Linked DNA regions of Homo sapiens: region 2 is linked to region 1. The links are chromatin contacts, found by Hi-C or POLR2A ChIA-PET in ENCODE. All regions are on one chromosome and are shown on one strand. The core of a region is the stretch at or near the end of the contact, and the rest is flanking DNA. Distances in the headings are between cores, read along the strand shown. Region 1 overlaps RMEL3 (enriched in melanoma 3). Region 2 has its middle 120 kb from the start of LINC02101.

What was found. Hi-C counts contacts between places; a loop is a spot of excess contacts on that map. ChIA-PET counts read pairs that join two places held with the same protein, here RNA polymerase II (POLR2A). Pooled maps may share reads with other maps.
Region 2: a map of endothelial cell of umbilical vein shows a loop between it and region 1 (7-fold over the local background). The contact joins two enhancer-like sites. A Hi-C loop is called at or near these places in 2 of 168 maps with a recorded cell type or tissue (PC-9 and endothelial cell of umbilical vein) and 2 of 50 pooled maps. POLR2A ChIA-PET finds 5 or more read pairs at or near these places in 1 of 52 experiments (PC-9).

The regions. Positions count from the first base shown.
Region 1 is chr5:57,492,012-57,498,673 of GRCh38, reverse strand. RMEL3 (enriched in melanoma 3) reads right to left here. Exons shown (of 4, transcript NR_186596.1): 2 at 4,449-4,599; 3 at 1,757-1,894. Among named protein-coding and RNA genes, the nearest start is that of ACTBL2, 13 kb to the right of the region's middle. RefSeq lists enhancers at 3,723-3,782, 3,181-4,380. Within about 2 kb of position 3,858, at least 11 of the 41 ENCODE cell types and tissues checked have a DNase peak (open chromatin) inside an H3K27ac peak, as active enhancers do; they include PC-9 and endothelial cell of umbilical vein, where a contact is called at or near this core.
Region 2 is chr5:58,237,684-58,244,345 of GRCh38, reverse strand. No RefSeq gene overlaps it. Among named protein-coding and RNA genes, the nearest start is that of LINC02101, 120 kb to the right of the region's middle. Within about 2 kb of position 2,798, at least 6 of the 41 ENCODE cell types and tissues checked have a DNase peak (open chromatin) inside an H3K27ac peak, as active enhancers do; they include PC-9 and endothelial cell of umbilical vein, where a contact is called at or near this core.

The DNA of each region.
Region 1 (6,662 bases), core at 2,609-5,108:
TGTGTTTTAGGCAAAGAAACTGTTGTTTAAAAAGACTAGGACATTTTATTCTGACTGGCCCATCAAGTCCTGCAGATCCCAGTCCAGTTCATCATTCAGTTTGCAGCTGCATAAAATCGGATGGCTCTTCCTCCTCACTGTTTTAATGGAGCATCCTTTCCCACTTCCCACCTCTACCCTTGCTGGGGTCCTGCAAATACTACTATCCAGACCTTATTTTATTCCAAGGGAAAATGTTGAGGGAACTACCATCAGAGCAAGAGAAGAGAAACCTGTGTTATCACTAAGACATGATTCCACAATTGGCCAAAAAGAAGAATTATCTGATAATCCATGTGACCTCTTTTATAGCCGTCAGACTACAAGTCAATGGATGGAGGATGGATGGATGGATGGATGGATGGATGGGTGGATGGAGAGAAATAGGCAAGGCATGAAATTTCCATTAGCATTCCAGCATTTCTATGAATTTCCTATAGCCCAATTCTCCTAAACAAAGAATCTCATGCAATATTACCTGAGAAAGCACTATCCTGAAGAAATGCAAGGTGTTATTTAAGATAGACACTGTTAGTAACATTTACATTATATTAAATATTAATGTTTTGGGGATACAAAAAATTGTCTATTTACCTACTTCATGGAGTTATTGTCAGAATTGAGTGAGATACAGCAAGAGAAAGCTCTTAAAAGTTCATAAGCAGCACTCTGCATATATAACATGTCACTGTTATTGTCAAATACAGTAAGATAAATTGTCACAAAGTCATTTTCCCAAAGGTGATGTCATGTCTCCATAGACATGGATGCTTATTTCTTCAAGGATCACATATTCTGAGCACCCACCCAATAAAAGCAAACATGACTTGATAGGTAGACAGGATAATTTAAAATTGGCACTACCCTCCACCCAATTTCAGAATATTGTATCTAGTCCAATTCATTAAATTATTTTACCTTATAGAAGGAAAGGACCTATAAAAGATATGTACCATAAGCTCCTCTTTATCAATTTATTTCTTGCTTATGTTTTATATAATTTAGAGGAAATGTTCGTGATATGGATGTGTGAGAAAGATACAAAATTTAACATACATAAAGGTCTCAACTATGTACGTAAAAACAAGAATAGTGATTATCTCTGGATGGTAAGATTACCAAAATATTTTTTCTGCTTTAATGAGAGTCTAATTTTTGTTTTTGTTTTTGTTTTTTTTGAGACGGAGTCTGGCTCTGCCACCCAGGCTGGAGTGCAGTGGCACGATCTCTGCTCACTGCAAGCTCCGCCTCCCGGGTTCACGCCATTCTCCTGCTTCAGCTTCCCAAGTAGCTGAGACTACAGGCTCCCGCCACCACGCCTGGCTAATTTTTTTTTTTTTTTTTTTTTTTGTATTCTTAGTAGAGACGGGGTTTCACTGTGTTAGCCAGGATGGTCTTGATCTCCTGACCTCGTGATCCGCCCGCCTCGGCCTCCAAAAGTGCTGGGATTACAGGCATGAACCACTGCACCCGGCCAATAAAAGTCTATTTTCTTCATCCAATATTAATGAATATTCATTCCCAGACTTCTAGGAATAAATATTTTTTTCAACGCATTCAAGCAATCAGGTATTCTATAAGCCTTCATCCTTCCCTTTGAAACATTTTTCTGGAGCCTCTGTGCCCCACTTCTGGGATTTGCTGCTCTCCAAGCTAGTTTCACAGCTATGGCATCTGCATCTCCCTCCCCGTCGCCCTGGAGATTTCTTTGGCATACCTTCTGGGTTGAGGTTTTTATTTTCAGGGTCTCATGTTTTCTTCTTTCTTGATATTTCCTCTGGTTTTCTTGGAGCACATGGGCTGATATTAACTAAGAAGAGGTTGATGGGAGATAAATCGTTGAGTCTTCATGTGTCTGAAAAGGCATTTATTATTCCCTCATATTAATTGTGAGATTGGCTGGGTATAAAACTCTAGTCTGGATATCATTTTCCCTCTGAATTTCCCATTTTGCTATTGACAAGACTAATGATACTTGGGTTCTCATTTTTATGGTTGTGATTATTGGGAGTTTTTTTCCAGTTAAAGCTTTTAGGACCTTCTCTCTCTGCCAGCGTTCTAAACTCTCGCAATGATGTAAGGTGTGATGTGTGTCCTTTCACCTATTTGTGAGTTAACCAGTTCGAGCTATAGGTTTGCCTCTCAGTTCTGGGCAATTTTCTTAATTCATTTATTTTGTAATATCCTTCCCTCTGCTTTTTTTTTTCCTTTCTGTAACTTCTAGTAGTTGGATATTGTACCTGTTGGATTCATCCTCGAATTTTTTTTTAAAAAAATCCTTTTTGTGTGTGTCTGTCATTTTGGTATACTTTCTGGGATATTTCCTCAACTTTATCTTCCAACAATTCTATTAAAATTTTCATTTGTGCAATATTCTTTTTAAGCTCTAAGAGCTCTTTTTGTTCTCTGAATATTTCTTTTTTATAACATTCTCTTCTTATTTTATGTATGCAATATCATCTTTTATACTCAGAGGATATTATTTATAGTTTTGCCTTTGTTAGCTTTTTCTTTGTTTCTATTCCTTACATTGTCCCTACCTCCTTTCTGTTCCTTTTGTTCCCATTGTTTCTGTTGATTGTGTCTTTCAAATTAGAAGCTTTTGTCAAATAGCTGATGTCCCTGGCTGTCCCTTAACCTTTAAAAGCAAGGCAATAAAAAGCTGACTGGAAGCTCTGTGCCTTAAGGAGACAGGCTGCTCTGTAGGATGATTTGGCTGGGCTTTTGATTGAGGGATCCCTAAAGTTGATATCTGTATGCCTTTCCAATTAGGCTCATCCACCCTCTTGCCTAAGGGATAAAAGCCTGGCTGCCAGCATGTTCTTGAAGGCAGGTTGGGAAAGGAGGCTGAGGACCTCTCTATGCACTATGTAGACTTTTACATAATTCCTCTGTGGAGTCTATTTTACAACAGATGTGGTTTTATAATACAAATTAGCTCCTACGCAGTTGGTAAATAGAAAAATTATGTCAGTATAATGCAGAATTAATTTATATGCAATACTTCCTCTGCTCAAGAAAACAGGATGTGGAGCAGAAGTATAACCTTCGGTAGGAAAGGAAAAAGTTTTTAATGGTTGCTGCTCTGGCAATAGAAACCGTTTGCCTGTGGTTTGAAAATTAAAAACAAGTACTTAAACCTGGGCTTCACCCTCGAAGCGGCTACACCCCACACCTGTGGGACTCTTGACTCCTGGCAGGTGGTATTGTCTCTGTGGCACCTTCAGGGCAGCCACACTGACTGAGAAGGCCACTTCTACTGCATTGTCGGAGTTCCTACCAGCTCTGCTCTTGTGTATGTGTTACTAACATTCTCTCTCAATTATTCCTCTGACTTCACAACAATTGTAACAGGCCCCAGCCACACGCAGCCTGCCTCAATAGTACAAGTTAATTTCCTGAGTATCAATTATTGTCTTTACTAGTGCTTTGCATAAGTTGTGAATTTTCTACCTCAATCTTTTTTTGCACATGGCCTTACTTTTTGTGTGCAAGTTTGAAAACTGAATTTTTCAGGAATCTCATCCTTATTGTGCCTTAAGCTTGTTTCCAAAACTGGCCACAACTCTTTCTTTCCCTGTAGCCACGTTCCTTTGCAATGTGACTTTGCAGCCCTGTCCATCAAGAGGTAGACCCTATCCCTCCCCAGCTCTTGAATCTGAGCTACACTTGTGACTTGCTTTGCCCAACTGAATGCATAGAAGAGACACTGTGTCAGTTCCAAGCCTAGGCCTCAAAAGTCTTTGCATGCCTCGACTAGCCCTCTTGGAACCCTGCCCAGCCACAATGTAAGAGCCTGGGCTTTGCCTACAGGAGGAGAGCAGACCACATTCACCAGAAGTGAGTCAGCCCGGCTTTCCCAGCTAAAGCTTCAGAGATAAGGGGCAGGGTTGGGGAGGAGTTCTCTGATGAATTTGCTTTTTTATCCGTATCTTCAGCCTATTTCCCTGTTTCTGACCCTAATTTGTCCCCACTTTTGGAAGTTCCTAGGTTTCCATTACTGAGTCTTTCTGGGACTCTAGTAAGACCACTTTTGCTTCTGGGCCTCCCCCACTCCCATGGAGGCTCTGTTTCCTCAGGGCTGAGTTACCACTGGTTCACCTCTCTCTTGCTTTAAAAATGTTATTGCTGTTATTGTTATTGTCCTGCTCTCTTTATCATTGTTTTTAATGTCTTTTTATTTCCTTACTGCAAAGTTTAGTGGTGTTTGGAGAGAACATGTAGATAAACCCAAGTGTTTAATCTGCCAAACTTAACAAGAAGTCTCCTCACTTCATTTTACAGATGAGGAAACAGAAGTCTATGAAGCTAAGTGGCTTGCCCAAAGCCACCTGAGTAATTAGTAAAAAATCTGAAACCACCTAGAATTCTGGAACCACTCCAATGTTCTTTTCTCTATTCCATGCTACCTTTGCAATTATGTCAGGAAGCCCATCTGATGGAACGAAATCCTCCCCTCATTGAATGTCTGTAGATTTCTTCTGTGCACATAAGATTCTGCAGTGCCATCGTCTGTTCCAGCCTTGACAAATACAGTGAGAAGCCAATTCAATCAGCATTCTAAAATATACAATAAAAGCATATTACTTTTCCCTGCTGATGTTTAAACCATCATCCACATAGAATTGCAAATTTTTGTATGCTCGCAGATTATGTGTAAACTCTCAGGCACAAATTAGAAACTATTCCATCAGTGTTTAAAATTCTAACTACATAAACAAATGCCTGTGCTCTAAACTGAAACAAATTGCAAGGTATACAACGTAGCCTTGTTGGACAGGGCAATGACTTTCAAGCCAGTAAGAAATGGCCAGAACAGGTGCTTCAGAATATGCTAATAACCTTTCCTGACATCCAATGGCCCACAGATATCTAGTTACAGGTATCTAGTTTCTGCCTATAAGCATCACTGATTATGCAGAAGAGCCTGCTTCAGATGTCAGGGTCACTTATGCGAAGCCTTCATATCATCTCCCAGCCCATTCCGGGGATGTGCTCAGCATCTCCACACAACTCCAGTGGGCATCAAGTCAGTGTGGAGCATCATAGGAGCACACAGAACATCCCATACCTCCAAACCCCAGGAGTAAAAAAGCACTACATCTAGATAGGTAAGAGACATCTCCTGTCTTGTCTCTTCACATCTAGACACTGCCTAAATCAATGAATCCCAAAAAACAATTTAGCTTCCATAGAGAATGTTGCCACACCTGACACAATAGAATGAGCCTCTGCCTGGTTTACAGAACTCAAACCACTCAAGTCAAACACTAGATATTTGCTTCAGTGTCTTTCACCAATTGTCTACCTCACTTTAGCCATCCCAAGCTTCCTTTTCTTGTGCTAACAATAGATTCCTACCCAATACATGGGGTTGGCTCAGTACCCATTAGGATACCTGCCAGGAATGTTGTGCTACCATTCTTGACCCTGCTTCACAGTGAATAGGCTCCACTGACCAGAGCTGAGCAAGCATCCTGGAGAGTCACAGAAAATGCAACGAGTGTTGCTAATATTTTGTCCAATTTTTGCTCTTACCATGCAAACTGCTAAACACTTTAGAGGCATCATCTCATGTCAATTCCAAGACAACTTTATGAGGTAAATACAATTATTATCTTCCATTTACGGAGGAAGAAACAGACTTGGGAAGCTCTGAAACACCCCACTTTACAAACCTAGGAAGTGTGGGAACAAATCTAGCTTTGCCAGATTCTAGAGTTGTATTCTTAATCACTATGTTTCCATAGTTACTGCAGGACCAGCACAAGGCAGAGAATTTTAGTTTTTATGTGGCAGCAAATTTGGAGCCCAGGAGATTTTAATATTCATGACTTAAGAGTTTTATGACCGTGGTCTCTAGAAAGGTTTGGGGTTGGAAGAGTTATTCACCAAAGTACTCCGGAAATTAGCTAACTATGAAGGGACTAGTGCCTGAACTAAAGCAAAGCAAATAGGGGCAGAAAGCAGCAAAGGTTATAAGAAATATCCCAAAGAATATTCAGTAGAATGTGATGTCATACTATACTTTGTTTTTCAAAAGTGAATTAAATGAGGCCGCGCACGGTGGCTCATGCCTACAATCTCAGCAGTTGGGGAGGCTGAGGTGGGCAGATTACTTGAGGCCAGGAGTTCGAGACCAGGCTGGCCAACATGGCGAAATCCCGTCTCTACTAAAAATACAAAAAATTAGCCAGGCATGGTGGCACACACCTGTAATCCTAGCTACTCAGGAGGCTGAGGCACAAGAATTGGTTGAGCCTGGGAAGCAGAGGTTGCCGTAAGCTTAGATTGTGCCACTGCACTCCAACCTGTGCACAGAGTGAGACTCTGTCTCAATTAATTAATTAATTAATTAATTTAATTAAATGGTTGAGTCAAATGTAATTCTCAAATTAGAAAATTAAGTGATTTTTCAAAATATTGAGAACATTTATATAAACAGAGCACTTGGGAGAAACTAATAAATTTGGTTTAGCTATGTTAAGCTAGAAATTAAATCTATAACATGTTGAAATGTTAACATAACCCAATCAATCTTCAGTTTAAAAATAAATATGGGAAGTACAATAGTCAATGAGTAAACAACTAGAGTTGGAAATCCATGTTCTAGACACTGTTAG
Region 2 (6,662 bases), core at 1,549-4,048, 750 kb before region 1:
CATATGTCCATGTTTTTCAGGGATAGCCCTGGTTTACTCCTGCTATCTTGCATAATATAATTACAACTTCACCCTTTCACTCAAAAACATCTTGGTTTTGTCAAGAATTCATATGGTCATCCTAACTCTTATATGCCTGGAGTTCTGTGAGGCACTGGGCCTACAAGAAGAGCTGGTCTTCAGGCGACTCACAGTTCTGAAAGCAAAACAAGCCTAGGAACTAAATGAACACCATCAAGAAAAGCTAAGAAATAATACATATTCCTGAGAAAACTTGCTTAGATCTTGAACAAATAGTAGCAGTTGGCTGAAGGTTAAAGAGAAGAAAGTTGTGGGGTGAAAACAGATCACAATTAATCACTATATTGTTTCTAACTGGAGTAGGCAAAAGAAACAACACATGCCCAAACTAAAGAACCATGAAAGAAAATGATCTCTGTGAGGTGGTGTACACAGTGCAAGTCTCAAAGACTTGAGTATTACAAGAAACCAAGTTTGCTAGAAGGAAAGTACATAGTTAGTAGAAATAGATTTTAATATATACTTTTAAATATCTTTTTTCATTATTTTACACCCTGGACCTCATCTCTCCCACACCTACACACACACACACACACACACACACACACACACACAGTTACACAGCTGAATGGGGCATATATGTACATGTGTATATGTATAGATGTCTCATATATGTCTTCTATTCTTCAGCTGTATGATAATCTATGGTAAGGGGTGTTCTATATAAGAGAAGCCAGAGAGTACAATTTTTTCCTAAATGTTTTTCAAAATTTCTCCCTTTATTTTATTTTTCCTTTGCCTTTTATCTTTCTTTTTACTTCCATTCTGTGATAGAATGCTGGTTTCTTCTCTTCTTAGAAATAGCTAAACCACAGTAAGCAGCCCCTCGATGAAAGAGGGAGGCTTTTTGTTGCTTTCTGGACAGTGGGATGTGAAGGAATTGATGTGCACCATTTCCAGGCTTGTACACTAAACCTTTCCCTATCATCAGTCATGTGCTGCTGGTTGGATATTGACTTGTAGTTCTTGGTATGAAGGGAGAAATCAGACTTACTGTGTCAAGCCATTGAAATGTAAGGGATGTTTGTTACAGCAACTAATGTTAATCATTTTAAATAATACACTTTCTCTTCCTCCTCACTTTTTCCTATGAAGTTCAGTAAAAGCCTGAAAAGATGAATGAATTATTCTAGCTGTTCTCCTGTACATCTTTTCTAACTTTGGAACCAGCTAGGTAGATGAAGAAGACTTCAATTTTTGTTTGGATTTATTTTTTAATTTTTAATTTCATTTGTGGTCTATTAAAGGATTAAAAACTTATCTCCTCAGAAGTGGGCCTGGGCAACTCCTCAGCTTATTTGATTATTCTATCATGCCCAATCTTCCTCCAATGTTTATTGGAGAAACAAAACACATTATGTAAAGATATCAACTTGGACTCCTTCCATATTATTCAATTTTTATGAACAAATGGAAAGAACAGTGAGTTGGGATTTGCTTCCTGGCCTCTCTCTCTGTCTGGCTGCAGTTTTAGGGGCCCTCTACACCACTCCAGTTTGGCTCAAGGTGACTGCTCAGGCTCACTGCCCTCCCTAACCCCTGTTATTTTCTTCACCTTCCACTCAATTACATGTGCCTTGATACGATTTGGCTATGTCCTCACCCCAAATCTCTCTTGAACTGTAGTCCCCATAATTGTGGAGGGACCTGGTGGGAGATAACTGAATCATGGGGTTGGTTACCTCCATGCTGTTCTTGTGATAGTGAGTGAGTTCTTACAGGATCTGCAGGTTTTATAAGGGGCTTCCCCACTCCCCCACCCCCTCAACCCCCCTACTTTTGCTCTGCACTTCTCCTTGCTGCCACCATGTTAAGAAGGACATGTTTGCTTCCTCTTCTGCCATGATTGTAAGTTTCTTGAGGCCTCCCCATGCTAAACTGTGAGTCAATTAAACCTCTTTCTTTTATAAATTACTGAGTCTCGGGTATGTCTTTATTAGCAGCATGAGAACAGACTAATACATGCCCATACTAAAGGCTTCTCTGCTTTGAGGAAGAAGTCAGAATACATTCATTTATTAAACAAACTTTGACCCTCAGGAACCATAAAATTCTAGGGATCCAGAGATAAATAAAACACAGCCTTTTCCCTTAAAGAGCTTGAAATCTGGTGATAAAGAGAAACATGTCAGCAGAGAATCACAATAACTATGGTGGAAATACGAACACCTAGTAAGAGAGAGGACATGACTAACTTATCCAAAGTTATCGGGAGAGGCTTTACAGATAAGTTGACACTTTAGCTAGGCTTCACAGAAGAAGGCTTTGTCAGGTGGAGTAGAAAAATAAAGGCATATGGGCATATGCAACTGTAGGTGTAAAGAAAACAGTTAAGAATAAGCATGCCACAGAATGATAACTATGAGGAATTAATTATTAGAGCATTAAGTTTGTACACATTGAAGAAATGTGTGGGTCTAGATTGAGAAGACCTTGGGAAGCAGCTTAAAGGACTCAGGCTTTATTTGAGGGGCAGGTCTTTACACAGTGCAGCTGTCATGATAAACACATGATTTTGTTTATAGTGTTAATGGTTGACACCATTTTATCATTTAAACAGTGTGTGTCTAGGGCTATCCAGGGTCTCTTTGAAGCTTTCTTAGCTATGATTTCATGTTTGGTGAGTCAGAGGGAGCAAGCAGGATCAGGAAGTACCAAACAATAGGACTGGGAATAACCGTTCTCAGAGGTTGAAGGCAGCGGATAAGGTCAGAGGGTGGAGTCTCCCTCGTCTTCCTTCACTGGTCAGGCAGAGCCCAACTCAGGTCCAACCTTGCTCTTCTATGCAAGAGCAACAGAATTGCTGGGTCTCAGACACAGGGACACCATTTGCTCTCCTTAATACCATCTTCTAAACCTGTATTGATTTCAATGCTATATACATGGTGGATATTCAACATGTGTTTATTGTTGACAACTGTACTGACCTTCCTCAACATCCTTATAAGAGGAATAAAGACAACATGTCATCACGACAATTAGGATACCACCAACTAAAAGATACTATCGTATACAAGGTGCTTCTTATATTGTATATGGAGACAATAAATTGTGTTATTTCTCTAAAAAGTGCACATATATATATATATATACACATATATATACACACATATACAATATATATACATATATACACATATATATGTATATATATGTGCACTTTTTAGAGAAACAACAAAATTTATTGTCAAATAATGTACTTTGTTTTATAAATTTTGAAAATATATAATAATAGACCTAGAATAGTAGAACTGGAAGGAAGCTGATACTTCATCTAACCTCTTATTTTAACAATGATGAAATTAAGGCCCAGAAATACTTTGCCAGCCACTAAATCTCTAATAGGATTTTAATCCAAATGAAGCTAATTCAGAAAAACTTTTATCTATTTCCAATAAAATCTCAGATTCTTATAACCCCACAGCTTTGATTTTGCATCTAAAATATTGTCAACAAGGATTCTTCTTGGTTTATTACAATTTTCCTCAGTTAAGTTTTTCTACAAGACTGTGTCTACATGAAGGTAAGACCTTCCACCCTTCTGAATGGTGCATGGCACATGGTATGTGTTTAAAAATTCTTGTTGAGTAATATTTAGCCATGCTTGCTCATGCTTATACAAAATTTAAATACTTCTATTACATAAACATTAGATATTTTCTTGGAGCATATTATTGAAGGAAGAAACAAAATCATGCCTATCATATCACTATCAAATATCACTTTAAAAACAATCCTTTAGCATTTTCTGAAACATAATGCCAAGTGGATGATTCAGATAGAAACTTCCGGTTCATGTTGATTCTTTTAGGCTTTGTCATGCCTTCGTGATGGCTGGTGATTGCAGGAAACATTATTTTGATCAGAGAAAGCTGCATATGGGTTTGCCTTCCATCCTGAAGGTTCAGATCCTTTGATGCTGAACCTGAGACGGAAACAGTCTTCTTAAACAAACTTGGTCCTTGGGTCTTCTATGGAATGAAAGAATCGTATCTCTGAAGTCAGTCTAAAATCTCTGAGCCAGTGAGTCTCAAATAGTGAAGAATGCACACTATCAAATGGGATAATATGTAATTTTTAAAAATTATAGTAAATACAATAGAAAGCCTATTTATTGTTTTCTGCAATACAATCAATAGAAAAACAAGCTCAAGAGAATCTTTGCTGGTTGAGAGAAGCAAAAGATCGGCTAGAGATGGGGGTGGTGGAGCGTGTGCGACAATATGTGATCCATTAATGCCTAAGGTAGGAACTGGCTCCTGGGAAGAGTCCACAGTGGGGATCAAAACTGTCAATCCTGTGCTAAGCCTTGTTAGTAGCACCCAGCCACTACTGACTGCTATTTATAACAGGTTCTGCTGGAGAATGTGATCCATCTTCAAGGATAAGATCAGATGGCTCAGGAAATGGCTGTCAAATTGTTTACTTTCTCATGACCTTTTCTACCAAGTCACCCAGCAGGTGCTTTCAGAAGAGTTATCCCAGAAGAGAAAATCCCCCAAACAACAACAGTTGGAGATTATTTTCTCTGTTGATAATCCTGAAACGCATCCCCATGGAAAGATTCAGAACACCTTCACGTTCAAGAAACAATGCATTTCTTGCTGATCATAACCTTTGTTCCATCCCTGTACAAAGAACTTGTAAAACTCAAGTCTTGCCTGATTTGTAGGTTCTCATGGTTCACCTGCTGCAACTCAAGTAGAGTAGAAACAAAGCTTTAGGTCAGACATGTCTGTCAAAATAATCTTTATAATTATACATCCTATAGAAATAATTGGGAAGGTAAATTATTCAGCCCTTGTAGGAGAGAAAAATAGAAAGCTAGGCATTGTTTTGGACTTAAACCTTAAGACCATTGTTGGGTGGAGTTGTGACAGTTGTGGGTGGGGGAAGAAAGACTTTCTGTTCCTAAAACTCATTTTCATACTTTGCTGTTTGAGTAAAATAGATTCAAAGTGTCTTCCTTCTGATTAGTACTCTTGCAAACCTTTTGAGTCATTTCTATTAATCATATCACTTTTTTTAAGAAATAAAGTCATATCTTGACAAAAACAAACCTGACTATAAACAAACACTTGCTTAACAGCACAACGTAACCAGGTTCCACCTGTAGTTTACAGAATGTTTTGAATGTTACTTATGGGTAGGGCCAGCCTTCTTCTTTGGTGGAAACTGTTTATGTAATAATAATATCAACTATTGTTTATGAAGTTCACACTTTGCACCAGGCACTATGTAAGCCTGTTACCTTATCTCATTAAAGTCTCATCACAAACCTATGAGGAAGGAAATATTCTTATTCTCACTTTGCCAGTGAGGAAACAAGCTTAGAGAAGTTACATAACTTGCTCAATATCACATAGCTGTTAAGTGGCTTGGGATGGTGGTGGTCAGGGCAGGTTGGTGGGGAGGCACAGTAGGGTTTAAACCCAAATCTACTACTCTAGACTTGATTCTCCTGGCTTTCATCCCTCTTGAACACAGTAAGGCCGAGGAGACGTACACTTTTAAGCTGTGATCAGCTTAATGTGAATGACTTGCAGATCCTTTTCTGAAGGTTATAAAAAGCAAAAACGATCACTAAGAGATCAATAAAGTGAGGAATATATGATGTAGAAAAGAAAAAAAAAGGCTGGAAGTTCAGAATGTGGTTGGTCCTGGGTAGGGATTCTCAAAGGCAAACTGCTAGCTTTGTAATTTTTCTCAAGGCCAATTCTTAGTGGATGCCTTTCTGAATTCATTTGGTGGTTCACCAGAATCTTAAATAAATAAGATAAAATAAAGTTACTATTACATGTTTAAGTTATATCTGTTTGTTCTTAGTAATCATCAGGTATTCTAGCGTCTAAAAAATGCCTATTTGTAGAGCAAATAGCAGATAAGAAACTGTAGAGGCATTGTGGTGATTTGATTGAGTGCTAATTTTTAAAGTCCACGTTGGGGGTAACTTGCTTTCAGGATTCTATAATGCAAATGTGGTAGTAAAGATAGTAAAGAGCAAACATTACACAAATATTTATGATGCATTTTACTTCTACCTTCAGTTTTTAACTATGACAAGCAATTAACATTTATCAAGTTAAAAAATAAATTTATTTCAGTTAAAACTCCAAGTCAACAGTAACTAAAAATATTAAATAAATAACAGTAACTATGGCTTTTGCAACTATGTCAAGCAATGTGATATGTACTCAGTTACTTAAAAAGTGTTCACTAAATACTGCTGAATTAAATGTGACTAACTCTGACCTAGGTAGAAAATTATTTTCTAAATCTTTAAAAATTATCATTAATAAATTCTCTTCTAAGGAAAATTGATCTTTATTTTAAATGACCCAGTTATATAATACCAAACTTAAAATTAAAAAAATACACCAGTACATTAGCAATTGACTGTATTTTTCCTTATAATTATTTTGCTTTTGCATATTATATAAGCATAAGCTAAGAGAAGCCAAATAAGTATGCCCTGGATATTAACAGGAATTGAAATATTATAAATGTCTATATCCACTTAATTTCCTACAATGCCACCTCTCAGAGATTTTGGGCAGTAGATTTTCTCAGTCGATTATTAA